Linked DNA regions of Mus musculus: region 2 is linked to region 1. Evidence: chromatin loops called from intact Hi-C (ENCODE). Cell type or tissue: heart. All regions are shown on one strand.

Region 1 (8,000 bases):
GTAGTCTGATTCCATGCCTTTGTGTGTTTGTTTGTTTGTTTTTCGAGACAGGGTTTCTCTGTATAGCCCTGGCTGTCCTTGAACTCACTTTGTAGACCAGGCTGGCCTCTGCCTCCCGAGTGCTGGGATTAAAGGTGTGCGCCACCACCATCTGGCTGATTCCATGTCTTCTAATTTTTTTCTGAAATACAATTTCAGTAGGTGTATGGTGTAGCATGATATAAATTGTTAATCAGGAAAGGAATTGATTTTTCTGTCCTGGGAGTACTAGAGTGTCTGCAGAGGCATTATCAATAGTAAGTTATTTCTCCACTAGTAAATAAGCCAAAGTATACATGGGCAGATTTGCAGCCATGAGGAGGGAGAAAGAGGGGAGGGGGAAGAAAAAGAGCACATCCAGCGAGGGTGGTGCAAAATGTATGGATTATATAGGGAAGAGTCTCTGGGGGAAGAACAGCCCAAGCTCCTAAACTAGAAAGTTCAAGGTTGGGGGCAGGGTATATCAGATAGGGACAGAGGGATGCTGGGAGAAGCTGGAGGCCAGGTCTGCTTTGGTATGTAAAATATGCACTTCAGCTCCTTGTCCTGGGGTCTGAAGACAGACAGTTATGGCTAAGAGTATCAGGTGATGGAAGCCAGAGATGTCAAAAATCAGAAAATGTGGAGCTAGAGTGGGCTCTAGACTCAGCCACCTAGAGCATTGGCTGCTCTTCCAAAGAGCATGTTCAGGTCCCAGCACCCACAGCTTTTTGTAATTCCAATGCCAGAGGATCCAGTGCCCTCTTTTGGTCTCTAAGCATGAAGCATGCACATGGTGCATGGTCGTCATACATGCAGAGAGAATATCCAAATAGAATACTAAAATACATTTTTAAAAAACATAACATCCACAGAATGGCCTGTGAATTAACTGAGCTATTCCCTGCCCTATGCCCACAAAATAGTTCTATCATTGAGAAACTTGGTTTACTTCTAAACTTTCAAGTTCATACCCTTTTAAGACCTTAATTTGAATTGATACCAAAGTAAGGGGCAGGATTGTGTAGTATGGTTATGGCCTTAGAACTCACCACCTGGTTTTACTTTTACACTCCTTTTACTAAGGAACACTAATTAGAAGTGTATTGATTGGTCTTCATAAATCAATCCCTCATTTGTAAAACTGAGGGTAAATGATAAAATCTAGATTAGTTAAGACAGCTAAGTAGAACTGTAATGTAAAATCCAAGAGACACAAATCTAAGAATACTTTCGTATTTTCAATAAAAAAGTACATTTAAAAAATCAACAATAACAAGCACTGCCAGAAGTATGAAATCGAAATATAGTATGGATCTCAAGATCTGGCTCCTGTCACAGAATCAAATGGTTTTTCAAGCTATTAGATAGTGATAAAAATCAATGGTGGGTCAATACTAGGATTGGGAGAATAAAGAATAGAAAGTATTACTGCCTCAGATGCAACTATCCTTGCAGTTTTGTTTGAATGGCCTTTGAGACATCTGAGGGCAAGAATTTTTCATAGAAACTTACTTGGCTTTAAATATTAAAATGTGTTATTAATGATATTAAATATTAACATTTAATATTTACAGAATTTATTGTATTCTATAAATGCCTCATAATTTGTGTCATTCTCTCCAGAGTCCTATGAATTTTAAAAATCCATCCAATTTAAAGATTCATCAGAGGAGAATTTAATCAAGTATAGTGTGAGATGAGTTGGTACCTAAACCCAATCCAGACAAGATATGTTGTGCTATGTTCAAGTTTTATCCATCTACAAAACAAAACCAGTGACAATCCTTAGGAAGGGAAGAGACATAATTGGATGGTTCTTGATAGAAAAATAATGAGTGCTAATACAAGGCCAGACAGAAGAAGAGGGCTTGAGCAAGTTGTAAGGTGCTGCTAACAAATGTTAGTACTGAATGCGTATCATTATTCAGGGGTGGGGTTAATATTTAAAGAAGAGCTTACAATCAGCATGTTAAACACTTAAAAGATCCAGAATTACAGACATGTCTGATAAAGACTAGAAGACGCTTAAGTTTAAGCTGAGAAAAAGAGACTTAAAAATTCAAATGATTTGTAGTACTCAGACTGCATAATTCCTCCAGTTATAAAACTAAAAAAAAAAAAAATTCACTTTAAAAATTACATTTGATTCAATTGATTGTACACACATACATGTGGAGGAACGGAGTCAGTTCTGTTCTTGGTAAAAAGCACTTTTAGTTGTTCCTTGAAAATTCACTGAAACATTGACAGATACTAAATTAAAAATTCAGTGGAAGCCAAGAATAAGTAGTCTTATACAGAAACCAACCTTCACATCACCCACAGTATATTCTAATTGAGAAGTGGGGAAAAAGAATACAGTAAATGGATAGGAGTTTACAAGCAATAGGATAGAGATAACACAAGGAGGGGGAAGGCAGAACGGCCCATGCTTTAGTAAGTTGAAATGATGTTTCTGCACTCCCCATGAAAGATCATTCTATGGTCCTTGTAAATCTGTTTGAAGTTTCATTGAGAAAAGCCCCGAAGCTTCACATAGTATTGCAGGAGTTTGTTTTTGTTTATTATGGAGAATAGAATGCTCAAGAGGATGAGGAAAAATAGCTTGTGACAGAAAACTTATGGATATGCATGATTATTAACATTTATCTATGTTGCTTAGCAAAATTCATATAACATATTTTCACTTTAGTCTTACTAAATAATTTGAGATGCATATAAACTCTAAACATTCACTTCAGAGTATAAAGTAACAGACATTTGTATTAACAGTTTCCCAGAGAAGTTTGGGCCACGTATACAACATGACAAGTGGTACTTTAACACTTGAAACTGGAGTACATTTCTGCTATTCAATGGTACTTATTAACTGTGAGGAAACACAGCTCTTTGGTGCTCTTTTTAGTGTGTGTGAACTTCAAGGAGTGGTTCTCTCCTCCCACGACGTCAGTCCTAGGATGAAACTCAGGTTGTCAGTTTTGGTAGTCAGTAGATCTCCTTACCCTCTGGGCCATCTCACCGGCCCTGATTTTCCTTTTTCTGTGTAGCCTTGGCTCCCTGAAGCTCATTCTGTAGAGCAGGCCTCAGCTTCTGAGAGAAGGGATTAAAGGTATGTGCACCACCCGGCCAGCTTTGATCTTCATTGTTCTAGCTAGACTGCAATATAGCTTACATTTGTTAATATACTAACAATTTTTCTTCTCTTTAGTCTTGCCAATTCACTACTTCCCCTGGTGCACAAAAATTGAGTGCTTGTTCTTTTTCCATTTTTGCTTTATTTGCTGGTGTAATGTACTAAAATTCCAGTTTAAAAAATACTCAATATGTATAACAGTGTGCATACAAGATTTTTCTGGGATATGGCAGAAGTGCAAAGTTAAAAACAAAGTGAGATAAGCAACAAGCTCCTTTCTAAACAACTCTTAAAACACAACTACTGTTTTTCCAGTGTCTATCACAATAAAGAACTGCAGATCTCAATCAGTTTAATACCCCTTATGTCTCATTTTGTCGGGAACCGCTAACTGTTGGCTTAGAGAGACCATTCCTAAACTTTTACCTCTATCAGATATTCCTGGGAATAGTAATTTAATACGTGTTTACGTCACATAATTGATGAGCCTGCTTGTAACAAACATCTTCTCATCAAACTCAAGTTTTGTAGTTTCAAGTCCTTGCCTAAGCCCGAATACAAATGTAATGTTCTCATAAGCTGACATTCTCTTCTCTAATCTTGATGCTGTTGACCTATTATCGACCTCAGTATTGTTCGGTCGTGCCGCTTACAGTACAGTCCACTTTGCTTCGGTTCCTCTTCTGGACGTGCTCTTTACTTACCTGGTCTGACTCTGGGCCGCCCCACCCTTGCAAAGATGCCAGGCATACTTTCCGAGTAGCCTGCCATTCTGGCAGTCCCGGTACGAGTGGCCCAGGTGACAGTCGGCTGATTTCGGGGCAGCAGATGAGGGCCCCAGATCTGTGCTGGTGCTCACTCGTCAGCCTCCGGTTCCCCTGTTGGGGCTGCCCCAGGTTTGGCGAGGTCGGTCTGCCGCGGCCAGAAGGTCACGCTCACCTTGGGGCCGTCCAAGGCAAGCACCGAAATACCTTCCAGGGTCAGGGAAGGACAGACAAGTTGCCAGCCAGGGACTACGCTCGCCGACCGAGCCGCGCCCGTCCGGCCAGCCCAGCGACTTCCGGATCTGCGCAGACACCTGAGTCACCCCTCCCCCGGCTGGCTGTTTCCCGGCGTGCTCTGCGGCGGAAAGGCCGAGTCGACAATAACAAACCCCACGGCGGCCGCGACCCAGCCCTGCCAAGCTCTCAGTGCCTCGGCCGGCGGACTCGGGTCCCCGCGCGGAGCCGAGGGGCCGGAGCAGCGGCTGCGCCCGACTCCCATCCTTCCGGGCCTCGCCGGGTACTCGGCGGCTGGGCGCCGACGGTTGTGTCGGTTGGCGGCGCCGCAGGGGCGGTTGATAGCCGCCGCCGAGGCCAGGGCGGCGGCAGAAGATGGTGCGGAGGGCCGCCGGCTGTGTTGCTGCCGCGGGCGGAGGAGGCGCTGCCGGGTAAGTGCCGCCCCTGCTCCCATCTGGCGGCGGGCTTGGCCCGGCCGCTCAGCACCTGACGGGTTCGCCGGAGCGTCTGGCGGCGCCGGCTCGGAGGGTCGCCGCGGCAGTCCTACGGGGACCCTGAGGCCCGCTGGCCGCTGACAGGATCGCGGGAGCGGCAGGACGCCGGTGCTCACCCGAGGCCTGAATCGCGGCCTCCGTCTCCAGGGCTCGGTGCACTGGAGTGTCGGGCTCGGGAAACCGGAGAGGGTTTGGGCCAGGGCCGGAGTGCCCTGACGGGAGGAACCTAGAGGTGATGCCTTTGTCCCGACCCCGGAGTGCAAGCATCGGTGTAAAGTTACTCCTTGGAATGACTCAGCCTCGCTCGCCCCGCAGATGGATTTGGGGTGGGGGCTTATGGGAGTACCAAAACTTGGTACAAATGACAGCTTTCGAACGTGCTGTCAGTACTTTCTCTACAGAGTGGTGGATGTGCTATGGTGACTGTTTATGGTTTCGTAATCCTGTCCCTTCCGTCATGAGTCTTTAAAATGTGATCATTCCATGAACTGGTACATAGGACTGATGCCACGGAACACTCGTGGACTCACTTATTGATAGAGTCCCTGCAAGACATTCAGTTGGGTGCGGATGTTGACAAGTCTATTATGAGCGTTAAAATTTATACATTTTGCTAACCATTTTCTGTAAAGAATTGGTGAGACTTACTTATCTGAGGGTTTGCAAAGCTAGCAAGCAGTTTAGAAGCAGCCTAAAAATGAACCAATCTGTGTTCCTAGTCAAATGTTGGTACTGTATTTCAGTAGGTGGTTTTTCTTTTTGGGGGAGGGGATCTATAAATGGACTTGTTATGTGTGAAATATTTTATTTAGTCTTATTACCAAATACAACGCAAATCATCGCTTTCCAATTAAGTTTTTGTTATGTTTTTTAGCATTTATATCTGTTTTAAACGTTAGCCAAGGCTTAGAAGGTAGCTGCTATATTCATCTCAACATTCCAGGAGGCTGAGACAGAAAGATGGCTTTAAGTTATTTGAGTTACTCAGTAAGTTAAGGTGGTCTTGGGAATCATAGCGAGAACATGTCTTGAAAAAAGAAAAACAAAATAAATGGTATTTACATAGTTATGCCATGGGTGTGTCAGGCCCATAATGTAGCATTTACATTGATAAATCTTATTAATGTAATTGGTTAGTGGACTTAGGCAAAATTTAAAAATTTTGTTTTATTTTGAGTTAGGGAAGACAATGAAGCAGCCCTCTGCCTGGAGAGAAGAGGGTTCTCTTGGGGTGGGGGGAGATGGAGGGAACAGGCAGCACTCTTTATGGCAAACATCAGGGTTTGAATGCACAGCAGATTGACTTTACACATAGATCTGTAAAAGCCAAAGGACAAAAGATGAAAGGACTGGTGTCTCCCCCAGTTGTTTTTGTTTATTTGTTTTGTTTCTTGCCTTGTTAGTGTGTACTGCTAGGACTAAAACTCAGTTTCCAGCATGCTCTGTAAGGTGTAATATCCCTGAGCCACTGTTAGACCTGAGAGGAAAATGTTTCAACGACTACCTGATTAAGAGAGCTTTGCTTAGAGGTGTACATTGTAGTTGAGGTTGACCTTCAGCTCTTGGCCCCCTTTTGCCAAGACTTGACACATCTCAGAGTAAGCTGTGGTAAGTATTCATTAGTGATGCCTTGGTAATTAATTATTCAGCAGCAGGCAAACTCCAGTCTCTTATCATTCAGAAGAAAAGTGAGAACATAAGTGAACATAGAAGCAAGCCAAGATTAAGAAGTGTGTGTCTCTATTGGAGGGTGGGTTTGAAATTTTGGATAAGGTGTCTTATTGTCTTGAGAATTTAAGAAGCTATGTCTACTTGACAAAAGGACCCATTTGGAGGTATGAGAGAGAGAAGAAATAAAAAATATGGAAGGCTCTGATTAAAGGCATATTCCATGAGAGGTTACTGAAGATAGAATGCCAGGATTGAGGGGTAGTAGTAGGAAGAGGCATTCTGTAGACATTCAAGTTTTTTTGTTTGTTTGGTTTTTGTTTTTTGCTTTTTTTTTTTTTTTCTCGAGTCAGGGTTTCTCTGTGGCTGTCCTGGAACTCACTCTGTAGACCAGGCTGTCCTCGAACTCAGAAATCCGCCTGCCTCCCAAGTGCTGGGATTAAAGGCGTGCGCCACTATGCCCGGCTAACATTCAAGTTTTATGCATAGTAATTTTTTTTGGTTTTTTTTTTTTGTTTGTTTGTTTGTTTTTCAAGACAGGGTTTCTCTGTATGGCCCCGGCTGTCCTGGAACTCACTTTGTAGACCAGGGTGGCCTTGAACTCAGAAATCCACCTGCCTCTGCCTCGAGTGCTGGGATTATAGGCGTGTGCCACCACACCGAGCTGTAGTTTTTTTTTTTTGTTTTTTTTTAAAATGGCTCATGGACCCTGCATGTGTAAAGGCACAGAGTTGAGTGTCAGTCGATATAGCAAGTCTGGGAAACAGTTGAACTCGAATCTGTTCCTCACATGTTGATTGATCTTACAAAGTACACCTGTAAATAACACTGAACTAGAGTAACATATATCTCATATGTGTGTGTTTAGATAACCCTTGGGCATTTTAAAGAAGGAAAAATGACCAATATCAATTGCTGGTTTAGAAAGGAGGTTAGAGAAGCAGATTGTGGCATGTTGGGTTATGCAATGTACTTTTTAGATAAAATCATAGTACTTAGCACATTTCTCTAGAATTCTTTTTGCATTATGGACCTAGGAAGCGTAGTTTGCTTATCATAAAACTGATTATTGTCTAAGGTCCTAAAAGCATTACTTTTCCTTTTTACCCTTCTGTTAAGTTTAGTGAGTCTGCAAGTGTGTGCAGAACTTGAGTGGTCATAAGGAGACTTAGTAGTTTCAGCTTTCTCAGATGTTTAATGAGTGCCCTTAAGATTACTGATTTTTGCTGGATTTAATTCTAATATTATTGACTTGTAATTATGAAAACAAAAACGTAGTGATCTGTTTTCATTGTTTGAGACATCAGTTTTTCCTTCACTATCCATATAAAAATTGGTCAGTAGCTGCCCAAAGAATATGTATCCAGATTATAATTCACTACTATTCTGTTCTTCCCATAGCCTTTGGTGACAGCAAATGACATTTGATACTGCCCTGTGTTTATAGTCTTGGTCTGATAGAGTAAAAGCTAATTCAGTATTATAGGTAATTTGGGTTTTGTTTCATAGTTAATATACACTGTAAAGTAAAATATACAATTAGAAAATGTTCTCTAAAGTCATGGATTTTATATAGTTTTGATGAATTAGATATGATGCCAGAATGTTAGTGCCGTAGTGTAAAATTATTTTTATATTATGCAGTTCAGGTAAGATACATGATAGTATGTATGGCATTATGGTGGA
Region 2 (8,000 bases), 890 kb after region 1:
ATGCTCTCTGGTATTGTGGTTTTGAACCATAGTGGATGTTTTTCTGATCTGATCTTTTCTGATCTGATGATGGTTCATGGGTGATGAGTGAGGAGGGTGAGATCACGTGGCTAGAAGCTATAACAATTGAGAGTGTGCTGTAAGGGCTTTCCATCCATACAAGTTTTTCCACTATGAACATGTTTAGTAGTTCAGTGTTTAGACATTGTTAACACTAGAAACTTGCCACAAGCGCTTGCTGTAGGTTGGTCCCCACTGTGACACTGATAGAGGTGATAGGAATTTAAGAAGTGCCTGGTGGCTGGGAGCTCTTGAAAGGCATTAAAGTGGTGCTCAGGTGATGCCTGGGTAATTCTCAGTAGAGGTAGCTCTAGCAAGAGATAATTAGAGCCTGCTCACCTGGGCTCTCCCATTTCCTATTTGGGTTGTACATGTTTTCTAACACTGGTTTCCTTCTTTGCCACCCACCACCATGTAGTACAAGCAGGATGGCTGGTTTGAAAACAGAGACCGTGTTGTGGCATAGCTTTAACTTTCCAAGAGGTGTAGGGAATAACTTTTTGTTCTGACAGAGTTTGCCTCTGATATCTTGATGAAAAACTGACAGTTGTAGCCTGTTGTAGTATATTGAACACAAAACCTGTTTAGGGAGCAGACTCCCCAATAGTATCATTAGTATCATGAAGAAAACGCCTTGCCCTCCAAGGCCACGTGGTCTTTTATGTGACAGTCGATGCTTTAATTATAAAGTTACTGTATTTTCAAGTGGGAGACTTAAAGTACTGAAAGAAGCAAAGCTAAAGAACTTTCCTCTTCAGTGGGCCTTTCCCTGCTCATGGGTTGGCAGAACCATTGCACGAGCTTTGATATGTAAACAAGAACAATGTATTTGTGCACCTGAAGAGTATGAGAAAGGCTCAAGGGATGACTCAGTTGGCAAAGTGCTTGCCACACTAGCATGAGGTGAATTTAGATTCCCAGAACCTGAGTGAAAACCCAGTGACAGTAATAGCTTCCCTACTAATTTAGCACTGGGAGGAGACTGAAGGGAGCATCCTGGGGGCTTGTTGGCCAGCCAGTTTACATGAATTGGTAAGCTCCAGGTTCCATAAGAGACCTGTCTCAGTAGGGTGGATTGAAGACGGCACTTAAAATTTACCTCTGGCCATTTTATTCATGCATGTGCACGCACACTTCCACATACATTTTCATATATACATGCACATACACATGCATATACCACACATACATAACATCAGAGTCTTCTTGAATAGCAAGGAAGTGAAGAACAGTATCAGGATTTTACTTACAAATAATTATTTTACTTACAAATAATGATACAAATAACAATAATGATATGTGTGTGTGTGTGTGTGTGTGTGTGTGTGTAACATACAGACACACACAATGAAATGAGTTTGAGAACAGCCTAGGCTGCATGAGACCCTATCTCAGTGAAGGAAATTCCAAACAAATAGCTACAGTGATGCTCTGGCAAAGGTAACTAGTGAAATTTCTTTGATTTCTTCCAACTTAGTGTGTTATAAATGTAGAATGTAATTATGTAAATCACAACAGCTTCTCTTAGATTCTTTGTCTGGTCTGTCAGGTGATACCAGGTAATTTAAGGTCTCCCAAACTTGTTTTGCGAGACAAGATTTCTCTGTGTTGTCCTAGCTCCTGGATGTCTTATAACTTGCTCTGTAGACCAGGCTATCCTTGAACTCAGAAATTCACCTGCCTTTGCCTCCCAAGTACTGGGATTATAGGCATGCATCACTACCACCCAGCCCAAGTTATATATTTCTTCATACCTATTTTCATAATAATAATAGTTTGATTTCTTCAATAAGGATTATGGGGTGTTTTTATTTTTTTTTTATAAATATGAGTTTGAATACTTTTCTGATAGATGTAAAAACTTAGCTTTTGAAACTCTTTTTTGAGACAAGGTATTAGGTCTAGCAGGCTTCAATCTCCCTGTGTAGTAGAGGATGCGCTTGAACTTGGGATCTTCTTCCCTCTGTTTCTGCGGGTGCTGCATTATAGGTATGCTTTACCACTTGTTGTTTATGTGGTGTTGGGGACTGGACTCACGACTTCATACATGCTATGGAAGGTTTTTTTTTTTTTTTTTTTTTTTTTTCTAACTGAGTGTAGTAGTTAGGGTTTTACCAAGGCAAGTCTTATAAAAAACAACATTTAATTGGGGCTGGCTTACAGATTCAGAGGTTCAGTCCATTATCATCAAAGTGGGAACATGGCAGCATCCAGCCAGGCATGGTGCAGGAGGATCTGAGAGTTCTATGTCTTCATCCAAAGGCTGCTAGTGGAAGACTGACTTCCAGGCAACTAGGGTGAGGATCTTATGCCCACATTCACAGTGATACACTTACTTTAACCAGGTCACACCAATTCCAACAAGGCCACACCTCCAAAAGGTGCCACTCCCTGGTCCAAGAATATACTAACCATCACACTGAGCTATCACACTGAGCTATCTTCCCAGCCCATAAAAGCTACTTTGTAAAAGTTTTTACCTATGCCATTTGTTCCTCATTCAGGGTATCATGAATATGTGTCTAGATTTGGCCATTATGGTTTAGTTCTTTGTTGTTTGTTTGCTTTACATGGAGTTCATTTGTGCTTATGTGTTTTGAACCTCTGTTCTTTGTTTTCTTCTTTTGATACAGGGTCTCACTGAAGTTCTGGCTTGACTGGAACTCCTTGTGTAGACCAGGCTGGCTTTGACCTCATAGAGATCACCCGCCTCTGTCTCTCAAATGCTGGGATCATGCCTGGCTTCTTTGCTTTTCTTATAGTCACTTATATCTTATTAGACATTAAAAATAACATAATAAATCAAAGGGCATTTGTTTGTTTTTGCTTCCAAATAGTGTGCTGGCTAGGAGTCTTTGAAAAAGTATTAAAAGTATCAAGAAGTCACAGGGGATTGGAGCAATATTGCTGACTGTCCACAGGTAGCATGCCAGGTAATTGTAGGGACCTTTGTTACCTTAGTTCCCCTGCAAGTCAAATAGTTATGGTGATAGAACTGGGAAAACTGAGCACTTGAATTTTTCTTTGGTGTGGAGCTTTATATAAGAGGAAATGGTGCTTTTGGAGTCCAGGCTGTGCTGAGGCCTTCAGATGACAGCAGGAGAATTTCTGCACATGCATGGTCAGCTGCTTGGTGCTTTTAGCTGTTGGCTGTGGAGGCACAGGTAAATGGATCATTCAATGTTCTGTGTTCATTGCCAATAGGTAGGTACCATTGTATCTTGATATAAGTTTAGTAGAAGGAAATATTTAGAAATTCTTTACCTTCAAAAACTGGTTTATGTATGGTATTTGGGAGGACAGTTTACTTTAGCCCAATGACTTGCAGTTTTCTTTTCTTTTTAAAGATTTATTTATTTATTTATTTATTTATTGTTATATGTAAGTACATTGTAGCTGTCTTCAGACACACCAGAAGAGGGCGTCAGATCCCGTTATGGATAGTTGTGAGCCACTATATGGTTGCTGGGATTTTCACTTCAGAAGAGCTGTCAGTGCTCTTGCATCTCTCCAGCCCAGCAGTTTTCATCAATATATTCTATGTGTGTGTGTTCATGTTCTATGTATGCTTCTGTGTGTGCTTCTATGTGTGTGTGTGTTTTCTATGTATGCTTCTCTGTTTCTATGAGTGTGTGTGCTTCCATGTGTGTGTTCTTCTATGTATGCGTCTGTGTGTGTGCTTCTGTATGTGTTCTCTGTGTGATGTATGTGTCTGTGTGTGTGTGTGTGTGTGTGTGTGTGTGTGTGTGTGTTTGTGTACAGCCTTAGCCTTACTGTATAGTCTAGGCTTGCACTCCTAACACTCAGACTCACAGTTTTCCTGTTTGTGGTCTGTGTTGTGTTTATAGGCGTATAGATTACCATATCCAGCTCATCATTGTTTCTTGTTGATTAGATTGCATGTATGTATGTATGTATGTGCTTTGTGGTTTTTAGAAAGAGTCTCAGGCTGGCCTTGACGTACTGTGAAGCTGAGCATGATTTTCAGTTTCCTAGTTTGCTGCGTCCACTTCGCGAGTGTTGAGATTGCAGGCATGGTTTATATGACACTGGAGACTTCACCCAAGGACTCCACCAGCTGACGACAGCCCCAGCTTCTAGAGGCAGTTTAACAATCTTAATGTTCATATTCAAACAAATGGTCAGATTTTGGAACACAAAGGTAATCAGTAGGATGTTAGTGTCAAGAAAAGCATGCAGTTGTCTCTGGTTTTACAAGCATTGTAAAACCTATCTTAAAAGAGTTACTTTTAAATACGTCTAAGTTATTTTAATGGGGTTGGTTTTCTTTCCTATACAAAATGATTTGAACTTGTTCTTTTGTGAACCAGATAAATTAAAAGACCTTTTGTTTTTACAATGATTTGTATAGATATCTGTGTATAATAGCTGATTCTGAAATGGACTTAGCTCTAAAAAAATGGCATGAAATCACTATGGTTCAGTAACTGAACTGCTTCATTATTTACAATGACAAAGAAGCTTGCTTTTTTCTATTGGGGATATGTGTTGCCAATATGTAGTAATCATTGTCTTTATTGTATCTCAGAAGCCCTTAAAGTAATTGGCACTAATTATATGTGTGTACATATATAGTCATGTATGCACTTCTGTGCACATGCTGCACGGGAGGGAACATTCACACAGAGTGCAGTGGAAATAATCTCCCTTGTGTGTTTCAGGAAAAAGGAGTTTCCGTTTGAGTGGCAGTTCCTGGAATTGAGGTCCTAAATCTTTTGGTTTTGTTTTCCTGGTGACGCCTTGATTTTACTCTAGGGAGTCCAGTGTCAGACTTGTGACTTCCACAACTACAAAATAATAAAGTTGGGTTTAAGCCATTAAGTTCTTGATAGTTCATTAAGGCAGTAATAGAAAACTCCAGTTACTATGTATATTGTAAACATCTCATTCCTTAGGGAAGTGGATGGTGTAGGATGCTTTAAATTGGGGGAACTGTAAGATTGTTTTTGTCATAAATTAGCAAAAATTGTTATGGTTAGTTATGGAGCTTTTCCTTAAAGCTAGTGGGAGTAATTGCCAAAAATAGTTGCTTTGAAAGTCAAGGGGCAAGAGGTAGGACATTTTGATTTTAGAGATACTAAATTTGAAGTGATAGTGGAACCCACCTTCCCTGTGAAATTACTCTAGACATTTACTAAATACATGGGATTATTTGCCCGATTAGTAAATCAGGACAGTAGTTATTGTACTCTGAAATCTCTCAGACCAGTGGTTCTCAACCTTCCTAATGCTGGGACCTTTTTTTTCCCCCTCTTTTTTGTTGTTGTTTTGGTTTTTCAAGACAGGGTTTCTCTGTGTAGCCCTGGCTGTCCTGGAATTCACTCTGTAGACCAGGCTGGCCTCAAACTCAGAAATCCACTTGCCTCTGTCTCCCAAGTGCCGGGATTAAAGGCATGTACCACCACTGCCTGGCTTAATTTTGTTGTTGTTGTTGCGACCTTTTAATACAGTTTCTCTTGGCATGTTACATAATCATAATTATTTTCTTTGCTACTTTATAACTGTAATTTTGCTACTGTCATAAATTATAATGTAAATATTTTTGGAGATAGAGGTATACCAAAGTGGTTACGACCCACAGGTTGAGTGAGAACAGATGTCCCATACTGTGTGTTGGAGACAAAAAAAAAAAAAGGTAGCAAACCCCACCCAACAATGAACAACAACAACAATAAAAAGAACAAAACACCCATGGAAGGAGTTACAGAGACAAAGTTTGGAGCTGTGACGAAAGGATGGACCATCTAGAGACTGCCATATGCAGGGATCCATCCCATAATCAGCTTCCAAAAGCTGACACCATTGCATACACTAGCAAGATTTTGCTGAAAGGACCCAGATATAGCTCTCTCTTGTGAGACTATGCCGGGGCCTAGCAAACACAGAAGTGGATGCTCACAGTCAGCTATTGGATGGATCACAGGGCCCCCAATGGAGGAGCTAGAGAAATTACCCAAGGAGCTAAAGGGAACTGTAACCCTATAGGTGTAACAACAATATGAACTAACCAGTACCCCGGAGCTCTTGACTCTAGCTGCATATGTATCAAAAGATGGCCTAGTCAGCCATCACTGGAAAGAGAGGCCCATTGGACTTGCAAACTTTATATGCCCCAGTACAGGGGAACGCCAGAGCCAAAAAGGGGGAGTGGGTGGGTAGGGGGTTGGGGGGGTGGGTATGGGGGACTTTTGGGATAGCATTGAAAATGTAAACGAGGAAAATACCTAATTAAAAAAAAAAAAACCTCAACAACAACAACAACAAAAAAAAACCCACACAGCTGCTTAAATTATCTTTCTGGCAGAATGAAGTCACGTGTATTTCTCATAAGGAGTCTTCCCAGTTTGGAAGAAAATGTTTGTACTGGAAGAAATTGTGAATATTCATTGTTCTTAGAGAAAAACCTACCTTATGAACTGTAGGCATATAATGCATTTCTATTCTGGACCAAGCAGCTGCTAAAAAGGACAACTAGTTTGCAGCAATGATGTTGGATATCAAGTTTTTAAGTTGCTGTCTTGAAACATGCTGTTTTAGTCAGGGATGGTTTCTCCCTGTAATCTCAGCATTGGGAGAACAAAGAAGATTGCTACAAAGTTAAAGGTAGGAGCACACACTTAAGAGGTGGAGTCAGGAGAATCAGGATCCTATGGCAATCCTTGGCTGTGTAGAGTTGGAGCTATCCTGGATTAGGTGGAACTTAGTCAAGGTGTGGAGGATAGAAAGGAGACACATGGCCCAGGCTGGCCTCACACTCCTGCTGATCTGCCTGACGGCAAGCAGGTGCAACTGTATCTTGTTAAACATGCCACGACTTGAGGGCTGTGGTTGAACACCTCAGTAAGAAGCTAGCCGAGGGCCTGGGCTCCAGTCCTTGGAGATGTGCTTTGGCTGATTTGTGTGACTAGAATTTGCCAGGAATTTACCTATGCCAGTAGCAGAAACAGTTGTTCATACACTTAATGATAGGGGAGGTTGGAGGGGAACCTTACGGGTTTTGGTGCATTGTGGAAGTTTGGTATTTGGAAGGCTTACCAAGTCTGCTGCCCTATCCAGTAAGCAAAGCCCTTTGCCACCTGCAGTATCTTCAGTGCCGTCGGCTAAACAGTAACTACTAGTTGACATTAATGTAGGAGATAGTGCATTTTCACTTTGGCGAATCCAGTGGTTCTCAACCTTCCTAATGCTGTGACCCTTTAATATAATTCCTCATTATTGTGGTGACCCCAGCCATAAAGTTATTTCCATTGCTATTTCATAATTATAATTTTGCTACTGTTATGAATCATAATGGAAATACTTTCGGAGATAGAGGTTTGCCAAAGGGGTTACAATCCATAGCATGAGAGCCACTAGTGTAATCCCTGGTAGAATGAGGTAGCATGCCCTTGCTCCAGGCTCTCCTTGAAACATGTCTCTATAGCTTTTCTACCCTTTGCTTTTGGGTACGACTATGCCAGACTCCTTTTGATTTAGAGAACAGCTTCTCATTTGTATTAGGTTCTTCCCATTTACCTGATTCACAGCTCATTTCCTGTTTGTCCCCTGTATAGCCACACATAAAAATGTAAAAATAGCCATAGTATTAGGGCATTACTTTATCTTTTCCCCACACCAGGAAGATTAAAGGCTTTCCCTGTAGCATAGAAGGTACTACACTCATCCTTGACTGACTTCTTTTTTTTTTAAAGATTTATTCATGTATATGAGTACACTCTTGCTCTCTTCAGACGCGCCAGAAGAGGGCATAGGATCCCATTACCTATGGTTGTGAGCTATCCTATAGTTGCTGAGAATTGAACTCAGGACCTTTGGAAGAGCAGCCAGTGCTCTTAACCACTGAGCCATCTCTCTAGTCCCCACCCCCTTGAATGACTTTTAACAAAAGGTATTTTGTTGTATTATAAGCAGCATCACAA

The links. A loop is a pair of places that touch in the nucleus more often than their neighbours do. Peaks named below come from ENCODE experiments on the same cell type or tissue, not always from the same donor. Only the 100,000 strongest peaks of a DNase experiment are listed, where the experiment ranks them.
Region 2: it touches region 1 in a loop (7-fold over the local background); 6 of 42 quality-filtered maps call a loop at or near these places.

What each region holds. Positions count from the first base shown.
Region 1 is chr1:6,210,375-6,218,374 of GRCm38, forward strand. Rb1cc1 (RB1-inducible coiled-coil 1) reads left to right here and starts at 4,288. Exons shown (of 24, transcript NM_009826.4): 1 at 4,288-4,583. It overlaps 4732440D04Rik (a long non-coding RNA gene), which reads right to left and starts at 6,238. Exons shown (of 2, transcript XR_001778783.2): 1 at 6,182-6,238; 2 at 1-5,026. In heart, a CTCF peak has its summit at 4,572; a DNase peak (open chromatin) is centred at 4,257; H3K4me3 peaks cover 3,073 bases; H3K27ac peaks cover 2,294 bases.
Region 2 is chr1:7,095,982-7,103,981 of GRCm38, forward strand. All of the region lies in intron 1 of Pcmtd1 (protein-L-isoaspartate (D-aspartate) O-methyltransferase domain containing 1), which reads left to right. Among named protein-coding and RNA genes, the nearest start is that of Pcmtd1, 11 kb to the left of the region's middle. In heart, no CTCF peak of the experiment used is centred here; a DNase peak (open chromatin) is centred at 4,750.